2 separate regions of the Homo sapiens genome follow, and region 1 is linked to region 2. A link is an interaction called in ENCODE POLR2A ChIA-PET data of the cell type or tissue named here. Cell type or tissue: OCI-LY7. All regions are shown on one strand. Each heading gives the region's core, and the rest is flanking DNA. Links, peaks and the distances in the headings are about the cores only. Region 1 has its middle 77 kb from the start of GNAQ. Region 2 has its middle 40 kb from the start of CEP78.

Region 1 (16,072 bases), core at 2,679-10,678, 87 kb after region 2:
TTGTACCCCTTCCCAGTAACCCCATTCTCTGAAGCCACAACTGTTCAGATATTTTTCTAACATATTTGCTTATTCCAGAAATTAATGTGTAGAATCATACAATATGTACTCTTTTGTGTCTGGTCCAGCTTTTTTCACTCAATGCAATAGTTTTGAGATGTATTCATATTGATGCGTGTATCAGTATTTTATTCTTTATTGCTAAATTGTTCCATTGTATAGATGTATTAGTTTGTCCTTCTGATGGACATCTGGGCTGATTCCAGTTTGGGACTGTTACGAAAAAATTTACTATGAACATTCCCATACAAGGTTTCTTGTGGACTTAGTTTTTCTCTTCCCTTAGATAAATATTTAGGGGTGAAATTGCTTGGTAGCCACTTGCATTTTAAGTTCACAGGTAATGGTCACTGGGCAAATGGCTTTGACTGATAGCACTTGGTGAATAAAAACCAAGAAGTTTTCCTCTTTTTTTTCTCTTCATTTTTCTCTGCCTATTCCTTCTCACACTCCCTCCCTTTCAAGGTCAACAGCTATAACAGCAATGTGATTCTTAATTATGAGACATTTATTGGAGTCTGGGAACACTACTTCAACTTGGAAAACACCGTTTTATAAGGCAACAGTTTTCAAAGTTTTGCAAAGGGAGTGAAACCTATTTTCTAAATGAAATCTTCTGAGGAGCCCCAATATAAAAAAATGCTTTTTAAATATGGGGCTACTTTAGTTTTGGGGGGATGCCACTCTGCTTGTAGCTACCATATCATCCTTGTTAAGCAATTCCTTAATTTCTATAGAACATATTTTGAAACACTTTGGTCTAAGGAGATTCATACTTATGCTGTGGCTAATTTTGTGTTGTTTAAATTTTATGGGTATGGGTTGTTATGATATTTTATGTGTTCAGTTGATACTGTGAACTTTTAGAAAAGTGATATGCATGAGAGACTTAAAATTGGAATTCTCTAACACTGGAGATTCTGAAAGAGCTACTTGTTTCTAATGGAAGGACCCCCTGGCTAGAGCTGTTCCAAGAAGAAAATTTGGTGTTTAAATGGAACTCCTCTGCCTTTTGTAAAACTTTTATTTTTCTATGATAAAGAGAAATGGAATCATTAATGACATGTATGTGTGGGTGTGTTACTGAGTTATCTTAATACTATAGCATCATACTCATGAATACAATGTATTGTTTCGCTATAAAATCTAATAAAGTAATTTTTTGTTATGCTTAATAGATGGGAAAGAGACTGGGGGGCCTCCTTTGTTTAGTGCATAATATGGCTTGAAGTCCATAATGTGACTTGAAGTGAGTCACATTCGAAAGCATATTTCAGATACATTAAAGCATCATTCACATATGGACTTGAGAGCCTGAGTTGTCCAAGCCGCTGGTGTCAGATAAACAAGGAGACCGATGGTACAGGTTAGAAAAAGCTGTTCTCTTCTGACATTCAGCTGATATTCCTTTGTGGGGTAGTAGCAACAAGGTCAACTCCGGTTGGTCTACAGTGCAGCTGGGTTAGTCCAGGAAAGATCAAAATAGAAGGGAACATTAGCCCCACATGCAAACCCCTAGGGAGCACTGAAAGTTTTATATCTTCCCTCACCACCTCACTATCCCCCCCTAGGGGTGGATATAGGTCAAGGACAAATTATAGGTGGATATAGGTCAAGGAAAAAATGGACACCAAGGATGAATTTAAGTCACTGTACTAGGGAACAGAGTTCTAGTGGAAGGAGAAAAGGGATTATAAATAAGATAGAAGTGAGGCAAACACACTCTTGGACCTCTTTGGGAGTGTTTTACCTTAGAACTCATAAAGATACATGAGTCCTTAAGCTCCTTTTTATGCTTGAAAAGATGTGCCCCACCTTTGAAACAGGGTCTGCCTTTGCTCCCACTTGGCTCCCATTCAGTTCAGCTTTTTGCCTTGGATTTGTCCTTTTCTGTTTGTCTTATTCCTTATTCCTGCTCTTTGGACTTGCTCACTTACCTTGATTTCCCTGACATTCCTCTACATTCTTCACGACTTAAGTTTGGGTTTACACTTCTGAGCCTCTCCTTTCCTTGTCAACTCAGGAAGCAACTTCAGTTCTAGTTTGTTCCCCTCTCCCTGACCTCAGACGCTGGCATGAATGCACCTGGATAAATGCCTCGCTTGGCTGACTCTTCTTGATTTAGACACCAATAGGGACTTCAAATTCCATGAATACTTGTAGCAAATTTTGAAAAATAAGCATTGTCTCTGTCCTTAAAGGATTACAATAAAATATCAAAATAAAAGATTGCGTGTGACATCAGCAAAATCATGTAAAGCAATTTCTTTTTCCTTTTTCATGAAACCCTGCTCTAGAACATGTAAAGCAATTCTTATTCAGGGTAAATCTAACCTGGTTTGCCAATCCTAGTGTTATCTGAATTCATTTATTGCCTTGGAGTCATAAGATAGCTAAAATTAATTAAATGCTTAAGTAAACTGGCATTGTGGTAGCATTTATTAGAAAAAAATTTGATCTGTAATTTCAACACATCAAAAAAAGAGTTATAGCTGTATAGCAGAAAGGATTCTTTGAAAACACTTTTAAGGAAAAGGTAATTCTCAAATTTAGATTTAAATCAGAAGAGAATGTGTATCAGCATTCAATTATTAATTTAATGAAATGACAAATATAATATTATTTGGGTTTTGTGGGGTTTTTGTTTTTGTTTTTGGTAGGAACAGGGTCTCACTATGTTGCCCAGGCTGATCTTGAACTCCTGGCCTCAAGTGATCTCACCTCGGCCTCCCAAAATGTTGGGATTACAGGCATGAGCCACCACACCCAGCAGATAATACTATTTGTGGTTATTATTGTGGGATCAAAAAATTTTATCAAATTCATCTAGCCCTTAGATGAATCTCTTAGCCCTTACAACAGACATTGATAATTACATGACACACTTGGTCAAAGTGAAGCTTGAACACAGGTTCTCCTCCTAAAACCAAGAAAATTAGAGCTACTAATATGGTCTGTGATGATTATTTACACAACTAGGTGCAATGAAATGAGAGAAAACCATTTGGAACTAAATTTACTGATTATTTTCGAGATGCCATCTAGCAAGGTATACTTCTCCTCCCCCTTTAGTTTCACCTAAATTAACATGCATTCTGAATTTTCGACAAAATGTCTTCTAATGATTTTCTGTAGGCCCAACTAAATAATGATAACTAACCCCAAATGTGTTATTTAAGGTGCAATATAGGCTGGGTGCAATGGCTCACACCTGTAATCCCAGCATTTTGGAAGGCCGAGATGGGCGGATCACTTAAGGCCAGGAGCTTGAGACCAGCCTGGCCAACATGGTGAAACCCTGTCTCCACTAAAGATGCAAAAATTAGCCTAGTATGGTGGCAGATGCCTGTAATCCCAGCCACATGGGTGGCTGAAGCACAAGAATCAAGTGAGGTGGGAGAATCACTTGAACCAGGAGACGGAGGTTGCAGTGAGCTTGAGATTGCACCACTGCACTCCAGCCTGGGCAACAGAGCACAGACCCTGTCTCAAAAGAAAAAAAATAAAAAAGATGCAATATATTTGCTCCCAGGATACTACTAGAAGATCAGAGAGTTGAATCATAGCCTTGTGTTTAGTTCCTGAAGTGTTTCAGGTCAAAAGAACTCTAGCAGCCTATCAACCCATTTTCAACTGGTTTGTACCAGGTTATCTCTGAAAAATCTCTTCTCTATTCAGTTCTTGTTCAAAAAGACTCCTAAATAATGATTCAAGCTCAGTTTGAGGAGGAACACCATGACCATCTGAACTGGTTTTCCATTCAAACTCTCATTTAATTTCATCTTCTCCCTCACATGCTGCAGGACCTTTATTAACTGACCAAATAGACTTAAATTGTTGAACAAACATGAGGTTTAAAGTATCATAAAAGATAAATCAAGTGCTAGAAACCAGAGCATTCAACAATTTTTGCAAGCACACATTAGAAAAAACAATACGTTTGCTTGTTTTTCTTTCCCATGTATTTTTTTTCACGAACTGTCTGTTTCACTGTTCATAGAAATTTGCTTATCAACTTTGATTCTAGTTAGAACAATTTATCTAAAATTTGACTAATCTTTTTACATCTGCAGTGTCAACCACCCCTATTTTTCTTACAATTCAAACATTATAAAAGATACTAGCATGTGTTATCTAATTTCCTGATCTTTCTCATTGTGACATCCTGTAATAATTGCAAAATCATCGCTAAATACCAATATGATGATGCCATTTATTGCTTTACAGTTTGTTAACTTGGTGGTACAAAAAACATTTCCAAAAAAATATATTTACATACAAAACTAAAGAGCAGTCACAGGAGTGTAGAATTTTAAAGTAAGACAAGACCTTACGAAGAGCATTGAGTCCAACATCTGCATTTTACAGATAAGTGAAATGAACAGAAAGTGTAAATGACTGGTTCAAGATCTTTCAACGGTCTTTAAAATATTCTTCATTGTATCCAAGAAAGTTACAGGAGCATCTCAACATAGCCCAGCTCACTCCTCAGTTTCAGTATCTCCCCATGCCTAAGATTTAATCTATCATTAGATCTTACTCATTTCACCTATTGATATCTCCCAAATCTGTCTCTTTTTTCCATTTTCAACATCACTGTTATATTTTAGGTCATCATTGGCTTCAAGATAACATCCACACTGCTTGCCTTGGTAAGAGCCTTTTCTGGGCGTAACCCTGTCAATCTCTCAACTTTTACGTCTTCACCTCCCTCTTTCATTCTATACCCCAGAAAATGATTAACTACTTACAGTTCTTTGAGTAGGCCATGCTCTTTCTCATTTTAGTTCCTTGTACTTGTTTTTTCAACATACAGTTGCATCATCATCTTCTTTCATCCATCTATCGTTTTGATCTTAGCTGAGCTATCTCTACCCTTCAACCTATTCTCATTTGAGGCCCTTTTTATGTATTCTCATGGCACCCATATTTTTCCCTCTTATGGTATTCAGGACAGTCTATTGTAATGATCAGGTAGCTTATCAGATCTACATTTAGACAAGGACAGATTGTATCTTGTGAGTTGTTATGCCTTCAGAATCTAACCTAACCAAAAAAAGTAGATATTCAATAAAGGATAATAGCAACCACTGCTCTCTAGCTGAAACTGGATCCCTTCCTTACACCTTATACAACAATTAATTCAAGATGGATTAAAGACTTAAACGTTAGACTTAAAACCATAAAAATCCTAGAAGAAAACCTAGGCATTACCATTCAGGACATAGGCATGGGCAAGGACTTCATGTCTAAAACACCAAAAGCAATGGCAACAAAAGCCAAAATTGACAAATGGGATCTCATTAAACTAAAGAGCTTCTGCACAGCAAAAGAAACTATCATCAGGGTGAACAGGCAACCTACAAAATGGGAGAAAATTTTCGCAACCTACTCATCTGACAAAGGGCTAATATCCAGAATCTACAATGAACTCAAACAAATTTACAAGGAACAAAAAACAACCCCATCAAAAAGTGGGCGAAGGACATGAACAGACACTTCTCAAAAGAAGACATTTATGCAGCCAAAAAACACATGAAAAAATGCTCACCATCACTGGCCATCAGAGAAATGCAAATCAAAACCACTATGAGATACCATCTCACACCAGTTAGAATGGCAATCATTAAAAAGTCAGGAAACAACAGGTGCTGGAGAGGATGTGGAGAAATAGGAACACTTTTACACTGTAGGTGGGACTGTAAACTAGTTCAACCTTGTAGAAGTCAGTGTGGCGATTCCTCAGGGATCTAGAACTAGAAATACCATTTGACCCAGCCATCCCATTACTGGGTATATACCCAAAGGATTATAAATCATGCTGCTATAAAGACACATGCACACGTATGTTTATTGCAGCACTATTCACAATAGCAAAGACTTGGAACTAAGCCAAATGTCCAACAATGATAGACTGGATTAAGAAAATATGGCACATATACACCATGGAATACTATGCAGCCATAAAAAATGATGAGTTCATGTCCTTTGTAGGGACATGAATGAAATTGGAAATCATCATTCTCAGTAAACTATCGCAAGAACAAAAAACCAAACACTGCATATTCTCACTCATAGGTGGGAATTGAACAATGAGAACACATGGACACAGGAAGGGGAACATCACACTCTGGGGCCTGTTGTGGGGTGGGGGTAGGGGGGAGGGATAGCTTTAGGAGATATGCCTAATGCTAAATGATGAGTTAATGGGTGCAGCACACCAGCATGGCACATGTATACATATGTAACTAACCTGCACATTGTGCACATGTACCCTAAAACTTAAACTATAATAATAATAAAATAAAAAAAAATAAAAAAGTAAAAGACAATGGGGTTCCCCAAAGGGAAGAGCTTATCTACAACATGGTTTAACATGCATAGGTTAGGGAGTGGGTGTGGAGGTTCCTGCAGCTCTGAGGGCTAACTGATGCAGATCATTAACCACTATCTCCAGTGTGTTTTGGGGGTATGTTTGGAAAGGGTGGAAATTTTCATTAAAAAGTAAAAAAAAAAAAAAAAAATAGCAACTACATCAATAATAATAGCTAATTTTTATTATTTATTTCCCGTGTTAGACACTGTGGGAAAATTGCTACCTGCATTATCAGTACTGCTTTCATGATGGTTAATTTTATGTGTATATTTGGCTAAGCCGTGGTGCCCAAATATTTGGTCAAACACATCTGAATGTTGCTGGAAGGTATTCTTTAGATGACATTAACATTCAAATCAGTAGACTTTGAGTAACAAACATGGGTTCACCTCTACAACGTGTGTTGGCCTCATCTACAGTTGAAGGCCTTAGGAAAAAGACTGATCTACCCCTAGGTAGAACTGCAACATCTGTTCTTCCATGAGTCTCCAGCCAGCTGGACTACCCTGTAGAGCTTGGACTTTTCCAGCCCCATGATCATGAGAGTCAATTCCCTAATATAAATCTCTCTCTGTCTCTCTCTGCCTCTCTCTATGTCCTCTCTCTCTCTCTTTTCATGTGTATATACACACACACTATATATATACATTCTTTCGATTCTCTAGAGAAATCTAAAACACACTTCAATAGCCCTATGATGAAGATAATATTATTGTTTTCATTTAGAAATGAGAAAACAGAGCCACAAATAGGTCAATAATTTAACTTTCCAAGGTCATTTATCTAGTGTGTGGAGAAACCAAGACTTGAATCAAAGTCTATTTGACCATAAAAGTAATGATCTTATCTACAGTAAGCTAGGAAAAAATGAATTATTAAATGAATGAATCAAACACTAAATGATACTGGCTAATTCTTCATGTCAACTTCATAAGTAGTTAAAAGTAATATTTCTAAATGCTGTAATGATTCACAATCTTCTATCCAAAATACATCTACAAAAAATCATCTAGTCACTCAATCTGTTGTTTTACTGATGAGAAAACTGAGGCACACTGTTGCTATCCAGTTAGTGAGTTTCTTGAGAGTTATAAAATCCAGGTCTCTTGAGGGTCAATACTAGAATCTTTCTATTCTAGTATTGAATAGAATCACGACCTCTTGCATAATAACATTTGGTCATCAACTCCAATTTTCTATGAGAAATCGATGATGTAAGCAAATGTTCCTGGAGCAGGATCCTGGGGCCACCATGCTGCTCAAATCCAGGGAGCACCATTTCTTCTCTTCTCTCCAAAAACTACCAAACCAGAGTTCTAATACATGAGAATTCCAACATAGCCAAGGCATCCCTCAAACCACAGTATGGTTTAACATCTGGGGCAAAATAATGTCATAAAAAGGAAGAAACTTCACAATACCAAATTAGACTCACTGAATTCTTCAGCCACAGTTGATAGCTTCCCTTGTTCATTTTCCACAGACCTTAGAACAGAACTCTAAAATTTTATCCATCACAAAGGCTTTTCATCTTTTGTTGACCATTAGGGTAATGGTGCTTAATGGTGCCTGTGACATTTTCAGTCTTCACAAAATATACACTCAGTGAATATTGATTCAACAAATGCCTATTCAGAAATGATGGCTGAGACTATTTGACTGATGGAGATTTCAATACAGTAGGTAGTTTCACCTTAACTCCCCAAACGTTTTTTTTCTCTCACAGCCATCAATATGAGTGCCTTAAAGCTGCCCAAATATTAAAGAGAGCTCATGGAGATATGCCAGGAGGAGCATCTTCCCTGCCTTCTAGAAAAACACGTTGCAATATTTTCTTCCTTGATTATTCATTACAGTGTTCATTTCTATAGTATAATGAGATCTCTGGTCTTTGTGTTTAAGAGATAATGAATGAAGAAAATCAGACTACATATTGTAGACTATATATTATTCTAATATGTAGGCTAATTTACATGACTTGTTATTGCCCCAATAACAATGTTATTAGAAATGGAAATAAACTGAAGTGGCTTATGCCTGTTGACTCACAGTAAAAAAAAAAAAAAAAAGAGAGATAATGTAAGTGTGGTGGGAACAATAAGATGCAGTTACAAGAAGAGGAAAACTGATAGCAGTTTAAACTCTCTGGGAAGAGAAACAGGAACTATCTCAGGGGAAATTTTATCTTTCCTTTAGAAAGATGCTTCCATGTTTCTGTTGGTGGTGAAAGAGAGGGCCCAGACTAGCAGAGTTGGAGATATTGCGTAAAAAAGAGGCTCAATTCCTCTCCATGATAACATAATAGTGAAATCCAGATGGGACCCTGGTACTCTGAGAGAAATAATTGGGGCAAAGGCTCACAACAGAAATGATCGGTTCCCAGCCTGAGTAACATGGCAAAAGCCCATCTCTATGCAAAATACAAAAATTAGCCAGGTGTGGTTGTGCCCACCTGTAGTCCTAGCTACTCAGGAGGCTGAGATGGGAGGAATGCTTGAGGCCAGGAGGTCAAGGTTGCAGTGAACCATGATCGTGTGACTGCACTCCAGCCCGGGTGACAGAGCGAGACCCTGAAAAAAAAGAAAAAGAAAGAGAGAAAGAAAGGAAGGAAGGAAGGAAGGAAGGAAGGAAGGAAGGAAGGAAGGAAGGAAGGGAGAAATGATAGATCCCAACACATAGCCAACATAGCAGTTGACAGAGATATGAAAAGTGGCAGCCTGAAAGAGATTCTCTCTGTCAGAGAAGGGCAAGGATTTTAAGACCAGTGATGTCCACTCTCCACTGTTGGTTGTTTCTTATCCTGAGGTACAATTCATCTCCATTATCCCTACTCTTAATAAAACCTGAAGCACACAGAGTATGGTGATAGTTGTGCTTCAGGGCCTGATGGAGAGGGAATGAAAGAACATGGAAACACAGAGCTGCCCAGAAGCAAGCAGAGGGCATGAAGGGGAGGCCAGAACATCCGCTCAGAAGGAAATGTGAGTGCATCACCCTGCTAATCACTCTCCAGAATTCACAGGAGGTATGGGACATTTCACCATTACCCAGGAGATCTCAAGTATAACCAAGGGTTACTTGAGCTGCCTGGAGACCTTGAGGACTTTATATCTAGATAACACAAAGTATCATTTAAGATGGATGTATTAGTTCATTCTCACACTGCTATAAAGACATACCTGAGACTGGGTAATTTACAGAGAAAAGAGGTTTCACTGACTCACAGTTCCACAGGCCGTACAGGAAGCATGGCTGGGGAGGCCTCAGGAAACTTACAATCAGGGCAGAAGGCAAAGGGGAAGTAGGCATGGTCTTCACATGGCAAGAGCAAGAGAGAGAGAAAGTGAAGGGGGAGGTGCTGCACAACTTTCTTTTCTTTTCTTTTCTTTTTTTTTTTTTTTGAGATGGAGTCACGCACTGTCACCTGAGCTGGAGTTCAATGGCATGATCTCGGCTCACTGCAACCTCCATCTCCCAGGTTCAAGTGATTCTCCTGCCTCAACCTCCCAAGTAGCTGGGATTACAGGTGCCCGCCACCACACCTGGCTAATTTTTTGTATTTTTAGTAGAGACGGAGTTTCATTATGTTGGCCAGGCTGGTCTCAAACTCTTGATGTGGTGATCTGCCCGCCACAGCCTCCCAAAGTGCTGGGATTACAAGCATGAACCACCACGCCCAGCCACAACTTTCAAACCACCAGATCTCATGATAACTCTACCGTGAAAACAGAAAGGGGGAACTCCACCCCCATGATTCAAGCACCTCTCACCAAGCCCCTCCATCAACACTGAGAATTCTGATTCGACATGAGATTCGGGGTGGGGACAAAGAGACAAATTGTATCAACGACTATTGTAATTTAAGGCAGAATTCTGGGTAATTATTTACTTGTCTCACTCCACAGCAGTGGAAAAAAAAAATCCTTCCACTGTGAAATAGAGAAATGGGGAGACTCACAGAGAGAGACAGCTAGGGAGAGAGAATATTCCCTCTTGGGGAGCTGGGGTGTCTCTCTTGCCACAGGCGAAACAGGGATTCCTTTCTGCCCATGGCCCTCACTTTCTACTTAATAACCAGAAAACTTCTCATCTTTCTCTCCTGTAAGAGGATAATAATACCTACAGTGCAAGATTGTTGAAAGAATTAGAGCTGAAATACCTTTCATAACGTTTGGTACAAATAGATACTCAATGAGTGCTACCTATTGTATTTTCTAGTACCATTTCTAAATAAAATAATAAAAATAGCAGTCTGGCCTTCTGAGCATGAAGAGAGCTGGAGGAATAAGAAAACTCTTTCTTTGCTTGTTTCTGGAGCCTCTTTTTGTCCTTTGGGACAATTAAGGAAAATAACAAAGAAAGGGACGGGGTGGAGGGGAGGCACTCTAGAGTAATAGGTATAGTGAGTTTAGATTCTAGTTTCCAGGAGTTGCTGTGAAATACTTCTGTCCTGGGTTCACACCATCAGTCTCATATTCACTAGGACAGATCATCTCTGTTTACATAGGCATTATTCTTTTGTATTTCTGCTCTACTTCTCTCCTTGTTGGGGTTGCAATGCTGGCCAACATTTTCAATTAGCTTGAACAGCTATTAAAACTCATCCATTAAAATTCACTTCCCCACAGAGCTAAAGAGTAATTTTCTGCATAAACCTCTTAGGGTTGTTACAAGGATCAAATTAAAGAAAGTGTGAAGAAGTCTTGTGCAGGCTGCTCTGCTGAGAGGGCAGAGAAGTAGAACATGGGCTTTAGAATCAGAACTCCTTTATTCAAAGCCTTCTGATTGCTTCCTTTGTACTCTATTCCTTGATTTTCTTGCTTAAAAATAATAATGATAACTACCATTTATTGGGTGGCTTCCATCCCATTGATTAAATTCTGACCATGCTATATGGGTCAGATATATCATTTGGCACTCACACTCTTCCTAAGAAGCATGGTTCTAATACTTTTTCAGGTTTACAAATGAAGAACTGATGGTCAGAGAGTTTAGATAACACTTAAAATCACATAGCTGTTAAGTGATATAGCCATGAGTCCAATTTGATTTGTTGGACTTCAAAATCATGCTGCTTAGTATCCTGTTGTAAAGACCAAGTGAAATAATGTATGTGAAAGACCATTTTAACCCGCAAAGCTTTATGGCCTTGATAGCAATTATTATTCTAGTTGAAATGGCTTATCCTCAAGTGAAACAAGGTGTTCAGAATCAGCCCTGCATAGGCAGAAGAAAGAAAATTCAAAATAAAAGGTCCTGTGCCTTAAGTTAGTCTACATAAAAAACAGAAGACTCTGACTTGCTGCAAGCAGGTACACTTTTTTAAAGTCATAGATTCATTATTATCCCATTGAATGAATATTCACTGTGCTGCACACTGTAGAGATAGTGTAGGAAATGGAATCTAATTAGGAGAGAAGACAAGCAAATACAAAAAAACACAGGGATATGCAAAACACAGCAAATTTTCATAACACAATGCTAAGGCACACACAGTGAGGCCGACTTTGGATGATTAATAATCAATGATGTCTTATGGAAAATTCTGGAAGGTTTTGAACAAAGATGGCTCAGTGTGAGAAATTGTGGACAAGGCATTGGGCACACAAAATGACCCATGTCCCAACACCAGGAAGATGAAGGGAGGGAAGAAGGGAGCTGATATATAAGAGCAGCTAGGATGAGTTAAACACTGTAATATTTAATTTATTTGTGTTGTCTCATATATTCTTCATGACCACCCAGGAGGCAAATGTGTTCATTAATTCATCCATTTTCCTAACAATTATTTATTAATGTCTATTATATGCCAGGATTTGTGTGAGGTATCAAAATACATAAGATGAATAAGAAACAACTACAAGAAACAGCAAATCTAAACACATAAGATTTATTTTGATGTCTCTATTTTGATTTTCTCCATTTCCAGTGAGGAAATTGAGGCTCAGGGAAGTTGTATAATTTGCCCACGTTCACCCGATACTGTAAATTATTACCTGAACTAGGATTAGCACTGATGCTCACATCTTCATTTTCATGAACTTAATGTGAGCAGTAACTTACCCCATGGTAAAAGGTGAGGTGCCTGCCACTTGCTTAATGGGGCAAAGGGTGAGGATTCGGCAACACTTGGTGGTGGTGAAAGAAGTCTTCCTTCCTCATTCTCAATAATTGTTCTCTGAAAGGTTACATAATGAAGAAGATATTTTTAAAAGTCTGCTTCGTAACCTCAAGTACAACCTGGAAATGTTGCCTTCATATCATGGATCAAGTAAGTTAATATCACCAGACATCTGCTGTTTAAAATAAGGAAGCATTTGGTTTCTGTTTCTGAGAGAGGATCTAGAACGATATGGCTTTAGATGGACTAGACTCAGAGTAGTTTCCTGAACGGAATGAAAAACTTGTGGTCATGGGCTCTGCGGTGAAAAGAGTTCCACTGAATGCAAGTGACAGAAACTCATTTCGACATACATTAAGCAAAAAATGAAAGGTTATTTGCACACATACTGGGACATTAGAGGTGAATCCAGGGACTCAAGTAATGTTCTCAGGACTATTTTTCTCCCCTTCTCTAGTGGGCTTTAATTTCTCAGTCTAATTTTACGCAGCAGGATTGCTCTAGAGTGGGGAAAGTGGCTGCCAGCTTTCCCACGTTTTCATCATCACAGCTCTATCCACATATCAAATCTCAGGGAAGAACACTGATTAGCTATGCTAGGATCATATGCTTTCCCTTGGACCAATCACTATTATCCAAGCAATATAGCACCATGATTGATCAGGCCTGGACATCATGCCCATCACTGTAACCATTGGTGATTGAGAGCCTCAACAAAATTTCATGGAAATCTTGTCCCAAAGAAGGAAATGATGGGAAGGCAAATGAACACAACAAAACAAAAAATCTACGATAAAATCTCTCTTTAAAATCCTATGGCCTTTGAGGCTGGGCGCTGTGGCTCACGCCTGTAATCCCAGCACTTTGGGAGGTCGAGGCGGGCAGATCACGAGGTCAGGAGATCTAGACCATCCTGGCCAACATGGTGAAACCCCGTCTCTACTAAAAATACAAAAATTAGCTGGGCATGTGGCGCGCACCTGTAGTCCCAGCTACTGGGGAAGCTGAGGCAGGAGAATCACTTGAACCTGGGAGGCAGAGGTTGCAGTGACCCAAGATCGCGCCACTGCACTCCAGCCTGGCGACAGAGTGAGACTCCATCTCAAACAAACAAACAAATAAACAAACAAAAAACGATGGCCTTTGAAAGTTTGATTTAGCTAAAAGTGAGAGAAAGACTTCAGTGACTTGAGATTTACTGATTTTTAAAAGTTGTGTAATGTTTATGAACTGTAGGAGGGAAACTACTGTACAACTCAGGGGCACCATTCATATTATCTACAATTAGTTATATATTGACTAAAATGTGATTGGTGCCCCCTGAAGTTATGCAGTGTGATGGACCTGAACAAGAACAAAGTGATTAGAAATGGGTCCCATTGATGTTCAAAATTTTGTTTAGCTGATTGCATATACATATAAACTAAACATGCTATTTGTAGCTTTAGTGCATCTGATTGGTTGTTGACAACAGTGTTTACATCCTGAGAGAGCAGAAGAATAAACTGTTGCGTAGATTGCTGTCAAGTCTGAGTTATTCTAGCAGCAGAGTTATTTATTGACTATAAAAAAAATCTTGCTATTTCCATCTGGCTGTCTGCTTGATGAAACATATTTCCAGATAAAATGTAAGCAGAGGAAAATCCCTTTTGTTCCACCTAAAAAACATCATTGGCTTCTAGAACATGAATACTATGCTCACGAGTAAACCTGCTCCAAGGGATACTTCTGAAGATGGTTATTTAATAGCTTTAGCTTTAGAAGAACAATTAGGGTGGCCATTAGTTTTCAATATTTCAAGCACAAATCTTTTAAATAGCATCAATCTCAAAGCAATGTAGAAACTACCCATTTTCTTGAGCTTTTGTCTCAATCAATGCTGTTTAAAATAGTTAAAAAAATAAATTTCATTGAACATGAATTAAGTCTTAAATCAAATGATTTGCAGGATTTGAAGGACTTTTATCCATTTAATAACTTGCTAAGATGAGACTATGATTTACTTGGTAAAAAAAATTATAGCCCATGAATCACTGGGTTACCACTCATTAATTATTATTGACTGTGTTAGGATAGTATTTTACAGAAGAAAAATATCATGACTTTCACAGTAAAGTAAGCATTACAATAAGAATGACAATTTGTTCATGAAAACTAGTAGCAGAATTGAAAAGGGCCTCTGGGGCAATTGAGTTTCTCCCCAAATTTGTTGACTGAATAGCTGCCATTATTCTTCAGGGCTTTCTCAACAGGTGGCTGTCAGATCCAGGTCTGCCTGCTATTGGTAACAGCATTTCTTCAACATCAGCCAGCATCAGGCCCCATTATCTTGAACTCTTTATAAGCTTTCTTTCCTTCAGCTTCAAAATTTCTTGCGTTAGTTCATAGTCTTTCTTGCTTTTATAGGAAATTCCAGATCTCTCCTTTTCTAAATCAAATTTGATCTGTTAATAACATATAGCATGTACCTATTTAGAATGTCATCTTCCCCTTGCAGACTTTCAGTAAATATTTTATTGTCAAGGTTTGCCCACATTTACTCCTATCCAAATCTGATTAATCGACTTGCTGAATGGTATTCACTATGAAAACTTGGTCCTCAATGTTGAGTCTTTAAAACAAATATATTTGTCTAGTTATTTGTCCATCGATTCACCCCTGCATTTCCTCACACACACTCAGAAATTGGCACACAAACTGCATATGCATAGCTTCTAGGGGCTTGGAGAAAGCATCAGTTAGAGCCTGCTCCCCAGAGCTGCCTTATGTTGTGATGTAGATGCACATCAAGTTTAGAATCAAGAATGTTAGAGTGAAAGTAACCAATGAAAAACTGAGGTCCAGAACTGTTACTGTGATGTGCCTGAGCCACGGCCACATTGAGTGAAACATGATGCACCTCACCTTCTAGGTTAGTGCTTTGTCTTTCTGCCCCCCTTGTTTTCCTGTGTGAATTTGATCTTGAAAATTAGCCACGTGTGAAGCAAGCCTAAATCAACACTCCTCTGTAAAATAGACAAGGTGAATTCAAGATTACTGTGACTCAGCTCTTAAATTCTGTCATTTAACAATCAACATTTCTGTGAAGTAAATAATTACTCCTTAATTCATATTCTTTTTTTTTTTTTTTTTTTTTTTTGAGAGGGAGTCTCGCTCTGTTGCCAGGCTGGAGTGAAGTGATGCGATCTCAGCTCACTGCAACCTCCACTTCAGGCGATTCTCCTGCCTCAGCCTCCCGAGTAGCTGGGCACTACAGGCGCGTTCCACCTCACTCAGCTAATTTTTGTATTTTTCTAGAGACGGGGTTTCACTATGTTGGCCAGGATGGTCTAGATCTCCTGACCTTGTGATCCACCCGCCTTGGCCTCCCAAAGTGCTGGGATTACAGTCATGAGCCATATATTCTTTTTTAAAAAATAGAATTTTAGTTTAGAATATCTTTCAATGTACTTAATTTTTGCAAAGATAGTACAGAGTTCTCATACACCCCACACCCAATTTCTCCTAACATTTTT
Region 2 (16,072 bases), core at 3,013-11,012:
TATGTGTCAAGGAATTTATCCATTTCTTCTAGATTTTCTAGTTTATTTGCGTAGAGGTGTTTAAAGTGTTCTTGGATGGTAGTTTGTATTTTTGTGGGATCAGTGGCGATCTCCCTTTTATCATTTTTTATTGTGTCTATTTGATTTTTCTCTCTTTTCTTCTTTATTACTGTGTCTGGCAGTCTACTCTGTTAATCTTTTCAAAAACCTACCTCTTGAATTCATTGATTTTTTGCAGGGTTTTTCGTGTCTCTCTCTCCTTCAGTTCTGCTTTGATCTTAGTTTTTTCTTGTCTTCTGCTAGCTTTTGAATTTGTTTGTTCTTGCTTCTCTAGTTCTTTAATTGTGATGTTAAGGTGTCAATTTTAGATCTTTCCTGCTTTCTTCTGTGGGTATTTACTGCTATAAATTTCCCTTTACACACCGCTGTAAATGTGTCCCAGAGATTCTGGTACGTTGTGTCTTTGTTCTCATTGGTTTCAAAGAACTTATTTATTTCTGCCTTAATTTCATTATTTACCCAGTAGTCATTCAGGAGAAGATTGTTCAGTTTCCACGTAGTTGTGTGGTTTTGAGTGAGTTTCTTAATCCTGAGTTCTCATTTAATTGCACTGTGGTCTGAGAGACTGTTTGTTATGATTTCCATTATCTTGCATGTGCTGAGGAGTGTTTTACTTCCAATTACGTTGTCCATTTTAGAATAAGTGCCATGTTGTGCTGAGAAAAATGTATATTCTGTTGATTTGGGATGGAGAGTTCTGTAGATGTCTATTAGGTCCGCTTGGTCCAGAGCTGAGTTCAAAACCTGAATATCCTTATTAATTTTCTGTCTCATTGATCTGTCTAATATTGACAGTGGGGTGTTAAAGTCTCTCACTAGTATTGTGGGGAGTCTAAGTCTCTCTGTAGGTCTCTAAGAACTTGCTTTATGAATCTGGGTGCTCCTGCCTTGGGTGCATATATATTTAGGATAGTTAGCTTTTCTTGTTGCGTTGATCCCTTTACCATTATGTAATGCCCTTCTTTGTCTTTTTTGATCTTTGTTGGTTTAAAGTCTTTTTTATCAGAGACTAGGATTGCAACCCCTGCTTTTTTTTTTTTTTTTTTCTTTCCATTTGCTTGGTGGATGTTCCTCCATCCCTTTATTTCGAGCCTATGTGTGTCTTCACATGTGAGATGGGTCTCCTTAATACAGCACACAGATGGGTCTTGACTCTTTGTCAAATTTACCAGTCTGTGTCTTTTAATTGGGGCATTTAGCCCATTTACATTTAAAGTTAAAATTGTTATGCATGAATTTGATCCTGTCATTATGATGCTAGCTGGTTATTTTGCACATTAATTGTTGCATTTCTTCATAGTGTCGATGGTCTTTACATTTTGGCATGTTTTTGCAGTGGCTGGTACTGGTTTTTCCTTTCCATATTTCAGTGCTTCCTTCAGGAACTCTTGTAAGGCAGGCCTGGTGGTGACAAAATCTCTCAGCATTTGCTTGTCTGTAAAGGATTTTATTTCTTCTTCGCTTATGAAGCTTAGTTTGGCTGGATATGAAATTCTGGATTGAAAATTCTTTTCTTTAAGAATGTTGAATATTGGCCCCCACTCTCTTCTGGCTTGTAGGGTTTTTGCCAAGAGATCTGCTGTTAGTCTGATGGGCTTCCCTTTGTGGGTAACCCAACCTTTCTCTCTGGCTGCCCTTAACATTTTTTCCTTCATTTCAACCTTAGTGAATCTGATGATTTTGTGTCTTGGGGTTACTCTTCTCAAGGAGTATCTTTGTGCTGTTCTCTGTATTTCCTGAATTTGAATGTTGGCCTGTCTTGCTAGGTTGAGGAAGTTCTAGATAATATCCTGATATGTGTTTTTCACTTGGTTCCATTCTCCCTGTCATTTTCAGGTACACCAATTAGAGATAGATTTGATCTTTTCACATAATCCCATATTCTTGCAGGCTTTATTCGTTCCTTTGCATTCTTTTTTCTCTAATCTTGTCTTCACATTTTATTTCATTAAGTTGATCTTCAATCTCCGATATCCTTTCTTCTGTTTGATTGATTCGTCTATTGACACTTGTGTATGCTTCATGAAGTTCTCATGCTGTGTTTTTCAGCTCCATCAGGTCATTTATGTTCTCCCGTGAACTGCTTATTCTAGTTAGCAGTTCCTATAACCTTTTATCAAGGTTCTTAGTTTCCTTGCATTGGGTTAGAACATGCTCCTTTAGTTCAGAAGAGTTTGTTATTACCCACCTTCTGAAGCCTACTTCTGTCAATTCGTCAGACTCATTCTCCGTCCAATTTTGTTCCCTCACTGGCAAGGAGTTGTGATCCTTTGGAGGAGAAGAGACATTCCGGTTTTTGGAATTTTCAGCATTTTTGCACTGTTTTTTTTCTCATCTTCATGGATTTATCTACCTTTGGTCTTTGCTGTTGGGGTTCAGATGGGGTTTTTGTGTGGGCATCCTTTTTGTTGATGTTATTGCCTTCTGTTTGTTAGTTTTCCTTCTAACAGTTAGGCCCCTCTTCTGCAGGTCTGCTGGAGTTTGTTGGAGGTCCACGCCAGACCCTGTTTGCCTGGGTATCACCAGCGGAGGCTGCAGAACAGCAATGATTGCAGAACAGCAAAGATTGTCTGTTCCTTCCTCTGGAAGCTTCATCCCAGAGGGGCATCCGCCAGATGCCAGCCAGAGCTCTCCTGTATGAGGTGTCTGTCGACCCCTGCTGGGAGGTGTCTCTTACTCAGGAGGCACGGAGGTCAGGGACCCACTTGAGGAGGCAGTCTGTCCCTTAGCAGAGCTCGAGGGCTGTGCTGGGAGATCCGCTGCTCTCTGCAGAGCCGACAGGCAGGAACGTTTAAGTCTGCTGAAGCTGTGCCCATAGCCGCCCCTTCCCCCAGGTGCTCTGTCCCAGGGAGATGCTGCCTTTCTTTCAGAGATGCCCTGCCCAGAGAGGAGGAATCTAGAGAGACAGTCTGGCTACTGCAGCTTTGCCATGCTGCGGTGGGCTCCGCCCAGTTCGAACTTCCTGTAGGCTTTGTTTACACTGTGAGGGGAAAACCGCCTACTCAAACCTCAGTAATGGTGAACGCTCCTCCCCGCACCAAGCTCAAGCATCCCAGGTTGACTTCAGACTGCTGTGCTGGCAGTGAGAATTTCAAGCCAGTGGATCTTAGCTTGCTAGGCTCCGTGGGGGTGGTATCCACTGAGCAAGACCACTTGGCTCACTGGCTTTAGCCCCCTTTCCAGGGGAATGAACGGTTCTGTCTTGCTGGCATTCCAGGTGCCACTGGGGTATGAAAAAAAACTCCTGCAGCTAGCTTGGTATCTGCCCAAATGGCTGCCCAGCTTTGTGCTTGAAACCCAGGGCCCTGGTGGTGTAGGCACCCAAGGGAACCTCCTGGTCTGCAGGTTGCGAAGACTATGGGAAAAGCATAGTATCTGGGCCAGATAGCACTTACAGCACAGTCCCTCACAGCTTCCCTTGGCTAGGGGAGGTAGTTCCCTGACACCTTGCTCTTCCCAGGTGAGGTGACGCCCCACCCTGCTTCTGCTCACCCTCCGTGGGCTGTACCCACTGTCTAACCAGTCCCAGTGAGATGAACCGGGTACCTCAGTTGGAAATGCAGAAATCGCTCACCTTCTGCGTTGGTCTTGCTGGGAGCTGCAGACTGGATCTCTTCCTATTTGACTATCTTGCCAGCCCTCCCCCGGTAAATAGTTCTTTACCTCACTATTCCCCTCATCTTTTCTTGGGTCTAGGATCTACAAGGAAGCTACAAACATATCCCCTCTACTGTTGGCATTAACCATGAAAAAGGATTGAGGATGACTACATGGCCAAGGTCTGGAATTTCTTCTAGGGTATATCACTCTGCTTATTTTGGAGGAGGTTATATTTCTCCCATAATCTATTTTACACCCTCTCCTTTGTAGATACAATAGGGTATTTATTTTCATTGTATTAATGCATTCAGTTTACATATGCTTAAATTTAAACAACTTCAACTTTAATGGAGAATGATCATGGTGAGGTAGTGTTTTCCATAATTCATCTTTTGTTTTCAACAAAAATAGCAAAAACAAACAAACAAAAAAAAAAACCCTCATTTCCAAACATTTACTGAAATAACTCTTTGCACAGGATTCTATTTGAACAAACCAATTCCTTTTGGACTTCGACAGGTGATAATGTTGTGAAGAAACAATTGTGTATGTCAGTGCATATCTCTGCAAAAGGCAATATGCTACAAGCTGCAGAGTATTCAAGGATGTTTGCTGCCTTGATGACCTTCGAATCTTGTAATGGAGAAGAGATAATACAAAAACAAAACACAAAGCAGAGGGAGGTAAATGACATAAGGAAGATATATGTAAAGAACTTTGGGAGTTCCAAGGAAGATGAACCTCAAATTCCAAGCCTCACTCACAGAAGCTTATTTAGAAAGTTTGCAATGTGGCCCAAAATCTGTAATGCATTTCAGAGCATCTGAGGCAGGTGGTCCTCAGACCACCCTTTGGGAAACACTGATCTAGTAGTCTTTTAACAAAGATAGCTTTTATGGGGCAGGGAAGAGTATCTTTTTATGACTCAGTTGCAGAACACTATCTTGAAGTAATTTTTAATGTTATCCAGAACACAGCACTTATATACCATGACAGAAAAACTGTTGCCATACCTTAAAAATTACTTGTAGGTCCAAAATCTCTTATCTGAAAACTTTTTGGACAGATATGTGTCAGAATTCAAAATTTTTCTTAAAAAGTTCCTAAACAATTAATCTTTAATAAAAATGTTAAATTACATTCTTCTATCAGCATGAAAAATCTTCAGGATCCATAACCTCTCTCTAATCTTCCCAGTACAACCCTACCCAAGCACTGCTTCCAAGACCATCCATGTTTTTCTGAAAAGATGTAGAAATTTAAGTTTAGTTATCAAATTTTCTTTATATTATACTTCTATTTATATTGACATTAAGCACTCCAGGCCTAGGCAACAAAGCAAGACTCCATCTCGAAAGAAAGAAGACTGGGCATGGTGACTCATGCTTGTAATCTCAGCAATTTAGGAGGCCAAGGCGGGCAGAGTACCTAAGGTCAGGAGTTTGAGACCGGCCTGGCCAACATGGGGTGAAACCCTATCTCTACTACAAATACAAAATTTGCCAGGCATGGTGGTGCACTCCTGTAATCCCAGCTACTTGGGAGACTGAGACAGGAGAATCGCTTGAACTTGGGGGGCGGAGGTTGCAGTGAGCCGAGATGGTGCCACTGTACAACAGGCTGGGCAACAAGAGTGAAACTCCATCTCAAAAAAAAAAAAAGAAAGAAGCCCCAATTTTTTAGATACAGTGATATATTTTTGCTCACTACTGCTTCTTTTCTTCCATGTGTTACCTCTCTTTATTCTTCCTGGAGCACATTCTTTCTTAATTTTTTATAAAATAATTACGGATGATAAATTTTATGGAAAATGTTTCTTCCTCAATCATCCGTAAATACTGCTTTAGATTAAAGAAGAACTGTGGACCAGAATTCCCACAGAAATTTGAGGACATATTCCTTCTCCCTCTTGCATACTGTACTTTAAATGAGTTACAGATCAATTTGATTCTATCTCCTTTGTACTTTTTTATTCTCTCTGAGTAACATAGGATATTCATTTTGTACTTAAAATTTTACTAGGCATTTGTAGGTGTTTTCACTATTTTTATAGGTATTTTTAATTATTTTTCTGGCTTACCATTTAGTAGACAAACCTTCTAATCTGAATGTTCAAGGCTTTTCCCAAGGCAGGAAGATTTTTCTATTCTTTGATTCTTTCTTTCTTTCATTCTACTCCTAAAGCTGAGACATTAGAGCACCAGGGATCTATCCTCTGAGTCTCTTATCTTTTCTCTAACATCTTTCATTTTTTATCTTTTACACATTCTGCACAAATAAGGTAGATTGACATTCCACTTTACTAATTCTGTCTTCAGCAGTGTCCTTCCTGCTACTCAGCCCTTCATCGAGTATAATTTTGTGTTTCAGCAATTATGTCTTTAATTTACAAAATTCCTGAGTGCTTATTTTTCACAATAGCCTTCTTTTCCTTGATAGCATGTCTTGCCAAGTTCATCTAAAGTTACTGTCTATATTTTTCATCTATTCTCCGTATTGACTCTACGTCCATGAAGATTAGTTGTATTTGTTGAGTTTAGAGCCTCTTTCATGCAATCAGTTTTCTCATGAGTAACTCTTTCTCTTAACTACAACTATTTCTGAGTTTGGGAATATTCCAAGGCTCTTGTTGTAGTATTCACTTTTTTTCTCATAGGAAGTTGAGAGTTGCTCAGCTCTCATGGGTTTTGTCATCAATCTTTTCCCTCTTGGATCTTCCAGAAATCCCTGAGGGTTTTTGAAGTATGGTGGCATATCTTCAGGCCTGCACAATACACAAGTATAGGTTTATGGTTGTATATGATTCTTGCTTCTATTTATATTGACGTCAAGCACTCCAGGCCTGGACAACAAAACAATAATAGAAAATTATTTTGTTTTCTATTTGGTTATTGCTTCTTGCATATATTTGGTCTGAAGTCCCACAAGGGGGAGAAGTGAGCATCCAGAAAGGACCCTTTGATTCTTGGCAGTAATGCCATCATTACAGCATACAAAATCCCTCCTTCCCAAAGCCCATACATATTGACTACCAGTGAGGGTCATGTGGATATCTACATAAGAATGAGTATTGGGGGCAAAGTATCACATAGGGAAGAATGAGGTCCTTGGTGCACCTGTGACAGCTGATACTGTAACTCAAATTAATATTAGTTTTTAGGAAAAGAGAGACTTTGGAGCCAGAAAATGCTCATCTCAAAACGGAACTTCCATATATAAATGTTTTAGGTCTGGCAAGAGGAGTAATTTTTAAAGAATTTTTCACCAGAGCTTTTTTTCCCCTTTATTGTATTTCTCAGGCAGGATGGTGGGCCAGTATTTTAATCTGTAAAAGTCATTTCATTCCTAAGAACTTGAGAACACTAATGTGTAAAATATTTGGAATTTAAATTCTCAGTACACTAGAATGTTAGTTCCAAATCTAGTTTCTCTTTTTGCTGTTTTGAAGAGAAGTCAAGGAAAAGAAAATCACTGTGGAATTCAGCTTTGGATTCAAGTGGCTTGTCCCTAGGTCCTGAAATTTACCACCTGGCCCCTCCCCATCATGGTCTCCACCAGCATATGGTCTCGTGCCGGTTCTAACTTGTTCATTTCATAAGCTCAAATCTTAGATGTGAGTCCAGTCTGTGGGATCAATTGTGGTGGGCTGGAGCTAGGGGTTGGCATAAGGGTGATCTTGTTTTAAATAATGAATATGTAAAGAGAATTGGAAACCCATATATTAGTCAGGTTGATGTAGAGGAAAAAACTCAGTGTCATTCTTAAAAATTCAAGAGCTGAAGAGGAAATTTAAAAGCTTGTGCCCAAACACTGTGCCTCCAGGATGCAGGTTTGCTTCAAACCCCAAAATGGAATGTGATCATCTCATGAAACAGGTGTTCGTCATACAGTCAAGACAGGCAGAATCTGAAACATGTCTTCTATTTTCTCTCTCTTGTTTTCTTTGTCTACCCACCTTTCCCAAGAAAACATTGAGTGTCTGCTATGTTCTTTGACTGCCAACAGCAAGGCGGTCTCGATTATACCATCTGCTGAAATCTAGAGGAATAACTTTGCTTGGAAGCAAACTGCTGTCATGACTCCTTATTTGCTTTATTTTGTGGGCATAGGCTAACCCACTGATGTTCTTGCATGTTCTGCTGATCCTTATGAGTGTCAGAAAACCAGAGTGGTGAGACAAATGGGTTTGGATTAGTCCTGTTTTAGAGGTGTTTGAGGGAGCTCCACCCATCCCAGCGGAAGATGTTCCAGGCCACAGCTTCTGAAAAAGGAATTGAAACTCCATCTGAGTTTAGCAACTCCAGCTGAGAGCAAAGAAAATAAGAAGTGAGGATGGTGAGAATAAGAGACCATAATTTCTTTTAGATTTTAATTTCAACCAAAGGAGATAGATTCTGTTTCTCAGCTTTAATTTCTCTCTAGTGAATTAAATGGGAGAATGTTCATATTGTTTCAAGTTTGGGGCATTCTTTATTGCATTACTTAGGCTTGTGGAATAAACTCCAGTGAGCCAGTCTGAACATCATGATTGTGCACAGGAAATAGAAAATAGAATAGGAGTGAATTTTTTCCCTTAAATAATCTGCAACCTTTAAGTTAACTTAATATACTGTTGTGACTCACTTCAGGGACTTCTGGGGGCAATAGTTAAACAGATTCTAGGAGGGTTCTAAGGGATAAGAGACGACATAATATAATGTCATCTAGTGGGTAGAAGCCAGGTATAATATTGGGGAAATTTCTCCAAGTCTGGTGGAACCAAGCTACTTTACAATACTGTAGGGCTCTGACCAACTGATCCTGTTTGCCTGGGACTTTTTCCTTTTTTTTTTTTTTTTTTTTTTTGAGATGGAGTCTCGCTCTGTCTCCAGGCTGGAGTACAGTGACGCGGTCTTGGCTCACTGCAACCTCCGTCTCCTGGGTTCAAGAGATTCTCCTACCTCAAACTCCCAAGTAGCTGGGATTACAGGCATGCGGCACCACGCCCAGCTAATTTTTGTACTTTTTTAGTAGAGATGGGGTTTCACCATGTTGGCCAGGCTGGTCTTAAACTCCTGACCTCGTGATCCACCCACCTCGGTTTCTCAAAGTGCTGGGATTACAGGCATGAGCCACCACGCCCAGCCGCCTGGGACTTTCTTAATTTTAGTGTCCCAGGAACCCTCACCCTATCCCTGTATGAGTGGAGGATATCCCACTGTCCATGGACCTTAATCTGTTTGCCATCCCTGGGGGATGAGAGGCAATAGGAAATGAAGATGAACGTGGAGGGGACTCTTTAGCTATCTCTGCCCACCTGTTCCCTCAGAAGGATAAAGGGAGGGGTTTTTTCATGGTCTTCTTCTTCAAATTTTTTTATTTTTATTTTTTTTAGAGAGAGAGAGAGAGACAGGGTCTTGCTCTGTCACCCAGGCTGGAGTGCAGTGACACCATAAGAGCTCACTGCAGGCTCAACCTCCTAGGCTCAAGGGATCCTCCCACCTCAGCCTACTGGGTAGCTAGGACTATAGGCATGAGCCACCGTGCCTAGCCAAGAATAGAGATTTTAGTCAACATGGTAAGACCCCCTGGGCTTTCATCAAGTGGTGTTTTGTTTTGTTTTGTTTTGTTTTGTTTTGTTTTGTTTTGTTTTTGAGATGGAGTCTTGCTCTGTCACCCAGGCTGGAGGCTGGAGTGCAGTGCTGCAATCTTGGCTCACTGCAACCTCCACCTCCCAGGTTCAAACAATTCTCCCGATTCTCCTGCCTCAGCCTCCCAAGTAGCTGGGATTATAGGCGTGCACCATCATGCCAGCTAATTTTTATATTTTTAGTAGACACAGGGTTTCGCCATATTGGCAAGGCTGGTCTCGAACTCCTGACCTCAAGTCATCTGCCCGCCATGGCCCTCCCAAAGTGCTGGGATTATAAGCATGAGCCACTGTGCCCGGCCATCATCAAGGGTCTTTTTACTTGTGGGTAGAAGTACTGCATTCTAAAACTATGCACCCACAAAGGAACTATTCTCTTGCTTTCCTGCCTCAGAACAAAGTGGAATCTACTTCCCAGAGACCCGCCAACCATTCTGTTCTCCTCTAGTTTCGCGGGGGGATTTTGGCCCCCAGGGGACATTTGTCAACGTCTAGAGATATTTTAGGTTATCACAACTGGGAGAGGTGGGTGTGCTACTGTCATTTAGTGGGTAGAAGCTAGGTATGCTGCTGAAAATCCTACACAGAACAGGTCAGTACTTCCCCACCTACCCCAACAAAGAATTATCTGCTCCAAAATGTCATTAGTGCCAATTGTGAAACACTGCTCTTCGCTTTTTTCTATGCCATGAGAATATGTATGTAAGTGAACCGGGGTATGGGCCATACTTCCTTTGCAAATACACTTGAGTGTGTTGCTTACATGTGAGGAAGCAGGAAGTCTCACTTAGGTTTCCAGGTCTTAGCCATGATTTTGAACATAGGTTTTGGGAAAGCCTTGCATTGTCTATTCTGTGTAATGATTTAAGAAGGAATAATAGGTTTCCCTTTTGCTGGTTATTCTTCATATTTGGTTCCCTCTTGTTATGATATCCCAAATCTCATATTGAATTGTACCTCCCATAATTCCCATGTGTCCTGGGAGGGACTGGGTGGGAGATAATTGAATCATGGTTGTGGTTTCCCCCATACTGTTCTTGTGGTAGTAAGTCTCACGAGATCTGATGGTTTTATAAGAGGAAACCCCTTTTGCTTGGTTCTTATTCTCTCTTGCCTTCTGCCCTGTAAGATGTACCTTTTGCCTTCTGCCATGATTGAGAGGCCTCCCCAGCCGCATAGAGCTGTGAGTCCATTAAACCTCTTTTTGTTTATAAATTACCCAGTCTCAGGTATGCTTTTATCGGTAGTGTGAAAACAGACTAATACACCTCCATTGGGAATTCTGTAGGGAAGAGTGATGAATATCAAGCTATGACATGGGTATTCCTTGTTCCTGGGCTATAGTACCATCATAATATCATGAATACTTTGCCTCCAGCCATAGCTCCTCCTCTATCCATGTAGCATCAACCTTTCTCTCTATGCAGAGTCTTTCCTACGAGTGGGAAAACATGCTCGTATTTCCTCCAACTGTTTAGCAAATAAAAAAAAATTAAAAACACAATAAAAAGCCCCTTTTCTTGATCTCACATCCTTATTCTCTTCTTCATATAATAGTGAAGCTTTTTAAAGTTAGTTGAGAAATGGCAAATTTAACACAGCCAACAAGTGTTCCATTAATATGTGGTAGTTGATGAGGTGAGCCCATGCTCAGACACAGACCAGATATGTGGCCACAAGCAAAGCATAGGTTATTGCTTTCATGCAGCCCACCCTTAGTAAATATTGCTAAGGATGAATAAAAAAATTAAGCATTGAATCACCTTTCAAAGCTCTTGCTAAAATCTGGACATGAAAACATTAAGAAAGTAAGGAAAATTCAAAAGTTCAGGATCTTCTGGGTTGGGAACAGATACTTCCAACTCTGGAAGCCAGATTCTCACCTTCCCTGGTTCCCTTACAACTAGAACACAAACATTGACCTACAGCTCAGCAATCAAGTGCTCGGAGTCAGACTTTGACTCAGTAACTAGCAACACAAAGAGTCAGGAAATCAGCGACTGTGCATAGTCAATTATCGGGATTGATCCTGGGAGAGCCCCCTCCACCTTCCAGAGGCAGTAGTGATGTTTTCTTTAGCCAGGTCAAAGGTCCAGAAGGGGTGATGAGACTACCACTGGCTAAGTTTCTTATCCAGTAGTGGGGGCAGTGTGGACTATGTGGGATCACTTCTGTGGACTTTGGATGTTTCTTGCTACGTAGCCTCTAGATCTGCTTCTTCAGCTTTCCTGGATATGAAGAAAGCTTCCAAATATCATTTAATACATTAGTTTCTGACTCAATTGCCCAAAATGTGTTTCTATTGTTTGCCACTAAGAACTCTAATTGGTACCCCGCTGAGGCTCCTTAGCCAAGTGGCAACCAAATGTGGTATAAATATGACACTGTCAGGCCCTGTTGCAAAAAGGGCAGTCAAGCTAATTGTTGAATAGCAACACCATATTTGATTAATTCCATTTCATCCCTGATTTTTCCTTCTCTGTTCACTTCTTCCCTATTGTGGTTGCTGTATCTGTTAGAATAAGAGTGGTATCACTCTTTTTTTTTTTTTGGATCTTAGGGTGAAATTTCTTCTTGTCCCTTAAGCTATACCTAAGCCTTGGGCACACAGTAATAGATGAATAAAAAGAAAAGAAAAAAAGGCAAAAGTAATAGGAAAATAAAGGAGAAATGATAAGAAATATGGATGTAAACTGCTCAGATTTCAATATTCTATGTCAGGAGTCTACAAGCATTTATTGTAAAGGATTAGTAAAGGGTTGCTATAAATATTTTTGGCTTTGTGGGCCATAGGTTTTTGTCACAATGATTCAACTCTACCATTGTAACATACAAGCAGCCATAGATAACACACAAACAGATAGGTACTGTTGTAAATAAAACTTTATTCACAAAAGCAAGTGGTAAGCTAGATTTGGCCCCCTGATCATTGTTTGTTGACCCTTGCTCAATGACATGGTAGGTGCTAGGTTTTCTTTTCTGTTTATATTTAGGGTGAATACTCTTATATTCATTCATTCATTCATTCATTCATTCATTCATTCATTCTGGAATCACTTCTTGAACACCTATTTTGTCCCACTGTCCAAGATTTCTATAACTGAAGGAGCTCACACTCTGGGATGGATCAGGTGGCAGTAGTGCCATGTCGGTGCCCTGTCCATGTTCCCTCAAGCTTAACTCTTCAGTGCATGCAGACCCAACTTCCTACTGCCAGCATCTTCATTTCTTTGCCTGGGAAATTTCTCTGGCCATGATTGTATACAGTTGTATTCCTCAAAATATTCCAGTGTACTTCTCTTGAAGGTGGATGGGCTCTGTGACTATTTTGAGCAACGGCATATACAACAGTGAGTCCATGTATTATTTGGTCCCAGGCTGGAAAGCGTTAGCAGCCCATATTTCCCATTTTGGGGAACATTTGCTCTTAGAGTCTAGCCACCATATTGTAAAAAGCCCAAGCAGTAGCATCGAAAGACCCATGTGGAAAGGACTGAGTATCAACTTGCTAGCTTTGAGAATAAACCATTTGGGAAGTGGATCCTCAAGCCCTAGTCAAACCATACCAGTTAAAGCTGTGTATGAATAACAAGAGTAAATTATCCCCACTGAGCCCAACCCAACCTGCAGATTCATGAGCAACATGTATGCATAAAATGTAGTTGCTTTAAGCCTGTAAATTTTGAAAGGGTTTTAATGCAGTAAAACCCAGGACACTCACCCTAGCCTACAAGTAGTTATTATTATCAGCCTTTAACAGATGAAGGATAGGAAGTTTAGAGAAAATAAGCACACCTTGTTCCAAGTTCTTCACAACTAGTAAATTACAGATTAATTTACTAGTTAATTATTTCAAACTCAGGTCTTTCCGACCCCAAAGCTCAGACTCTTTACCTTGTTGCCTGTCTAAGCCAGAAACTAAACTGAAAAGAAATTAAATAAGATCAAATGAAAGAAAAGGAGGTAATATGAGTCAAGTCAAGGTGATGATAGGTGCTTGCCAAGCCAAAGCTGTCTGGTGCCACTTTTTTGGGAAATGTTCCAGAATGTTGCTATCCCCATACTTCAGTCCTGCCTGTGTTAACTCTATGCCCCCATTTTTAAACTGCTGTCCTAACACTTATCACATACTTTATTGTCCATCTCCATACTTGGGTAAAGCTCTTCTAGATATCTTACATCTATCACTATTCCTGGCCTCATTGCAGATATTCAATAAATATTTTGGGGATGCATTAATGAATTCTGGAATAGATTGTGGGGCACAAAGAACCTTATCAATTAGACTAGAGACACAACTATTAGACTTGTGCTGTCTATAACCTGGAGAACAATGCAAAGATGTTTAAAGAGTTCACAAGCTCTCCCACTCCATTCGTCCCCACCCATACCTGCCTCCCCAGGGTAATCCATGTTAATAATCTGGTTGCATCTCTCCACACCTTTCTTCACAGTCATATAAATTTATACAAACACACTGTATGATTTGGAGGGTTGTTTATTATTCGAATGTTGCGTTACTTTCTATTTCTCTGAAACTTGTAAGCTGGATAAAAAGCACAGGTTCTAGAGTCAAATTGATTGGGCTTAAATTCTGGGTCCTTGTTTACTAGCTCTGGTATCTTTGGCAAATTATTTAACCATCTTTGTACTCAGGTTTCTTATCTATAAAGTAAAATGGGGGAAATAATTGTTCTCACCTTATAAAACTGTAAAATGCACAACACTGCCATCAATAGGTAAGGATCTAACTCTTCTAAAATAGCTGCATAATATTCCACAGAATAGAAGTACCAACATTCATTTGACCATTCCTAATCATGGCCATTGGTTATTTGGTTATTTCCAGTCTTGTTACTATTATAAACTTTGCTTCAGTAAACATTATTGGACTTAAATCTTAGTGCTTTTATTTCCATAGAATAGATTATTCAAAGTAGGATTGCTGTTTCAATTTAATTGAACAGATTTATACTTGGCACAGGGAGAAGTATATCTCAGGGAGAGTGATATGGTTTGGCTGTGTCCCCACCCAAATCTCAAGTTGAATTGTAGCTCCCATAATTCCCACTTGTGGGAGGGACCCAGTGGGAGATAACTGAATCATGGGGACAGTTTCCCCGATATTGTACTTATGGTAGTGAACAAGCCTCACGAGATCTAATGGTTTTATAAGGGCTTTCTGCTTTCACTTGGCTCTCGTTCTCTCTTGTCTGCTGCCATGAAAGATGTGCTTTTGCCTTCTGCCATGATTGTGAGGCCTCCCCAGCCACGTGGAACTATGAGTCCATTAAACCTCTTTTTCTTTATAAATTACCCAGTATCAGGTATGTCTTTATCAGCAGCATGAGAACAGACTGTTCGAGGAGCGTTCGAGGAGTGTGGTCAGAGACTGGGCAGTCATTGTCCACAGAAATCACATGAATTGCTATGAGTCATATATCCATCTGACTTTTGGCTTGAAGTTCATGTAAGTTCCTTTGGTCTAGGATTCATGAGAACTTTGTCTTTTTTTGGGGTAGATTTATTTTAATCACCACGCAGTTGAGAGTATTGAAGAAATGCTCAAAAACAAAATCACACTGGAGCCACCAGTTTCTCTAGCTTAGTAAAGTGGCTGTAAAAAATTTAAAACTCAGAATGAAATCATAAGCCAATCCCCTACAAATTGGGTATACCACATTACTTTAGATCTCTTGTTTTATGTGACTCAGTTTATAACTGATCTTCCACTTGGGAACCTATTGGTAATTCAAACAACTCTCAATGAAAACGTGTGCTGCCTAATACAAGATCTGTGTCCAGTGATTCTTCAGCAGAATAGGCTCTCTTTTTTTCTAAATTGGGTTCTTTTCCTTCTGTATTTTTCATTTCCCCTTTCCTTTGTACTTAGATGTCTGACCCTTGGTAGGTTCACGGTACCAACACTGAGACTTAGAAATAGATTATTTTCAAATTGCCATTTCTTTACCACACAAGAAGCTTTTCTGATTTCTTGGGCGTTAAGCACTTCCAAACGTCCGGAGACAGAATATGCAATATTCCTTGACATGTTCCTGCTTATCACTGAGCTTCCCTCCTAAATATTTTTTGGAAATACTTATTGCTCCCCCTCTGTGGGACAAAATTGATCTGGCTTCTTTCTGCTACTTTCTAATGGAAATGAATAACAATATGCCTCCCAAAATAAATAGGCCTCAGTCATCCAGGAACACAAAAAAAGCACTCAACCATACAAAGGTATTTGAATCTGTACTCAGCAGCAATTTTTTGCCGGTGTACAAATAAAACAAAGAGGCCAAGCCCAGAGTCCTGACTTACTCCTGGCTGCCTTTTGTCAAACTGAAACTGAGGACATGGGACCACACATACAAGAAGTATGAGGGAAAATGAGGGATTCTAATACACTGGTTTACTTTACTATTTTCTATGAGAGACTTCTTTCATAGAAATATTCTTTAGTAGAGAGGCCATTTGGCATTATGGAAAGTGACTGGACACTGGCATCCAGAAGAAATATTCTTTAGTATTCTAATACTAAATACTCTTTAGTATTCTAATACTAAATACTCTCTGGTATTCTAATACTAAATACTCTCTGGTATTCTAATACTAAATACTCTCTGGTATTCTAATACTAAATACTATTTAGTATTCTAACAAACTGGTTTACTTTAGTATTTTCTGTGAGAGACTTCAACAACAACCATATGGCTTTCAGAAGCTTGTCAGAGCCCTAAAATGGAGAACTGGTATTAATTGCAGGCATGTGCCACCACGCCC

What was found. Peaks named below come from ENCODE experiments on the same cell type or tissue, not always from the same donor. Only the 100,000 strongest peaks of a DNase experiment are listed, where the experiment ranks them.
Region 1: POLR2A ChIA-PET joins it to region 2 with 11 read pairs; 7 of 35 experiments call an interaction of 5 or more read pairs at or near these places.

Annotation. Positions count from the first base shown.
Region 1 is chr9:78,100,848-78,116,919 of GRCh38, reverse strand. No RefSeq gene overlaps it. Among named protein-coding and RNA genes, the nearest start is that of GNAQ, 77 kb to the right of the region's middle. In OCI-LY7, for the core only: no CTCF peak of the experiment used is centred there; no DNase peak of the experiment used is centred there.
Region 2 is chr9:78,188,283-78,204,354 of GRCh38, reverse strand. No RefSeq gene overlaps it. Among named protein-coding and RNA genes, the nearest start is that of CEP78, 40 kb to the left of the region's middle. In OCI-LY7, for the core only: CTCF peaks have their summits at 6,372 and 6,587; DNase peaks (open chromatin) are centred at 3,014, 7,584 and 7,904; H3K4me3 peaks cover 2,783 bases; H3K27ac peaks cover 4,134 bases.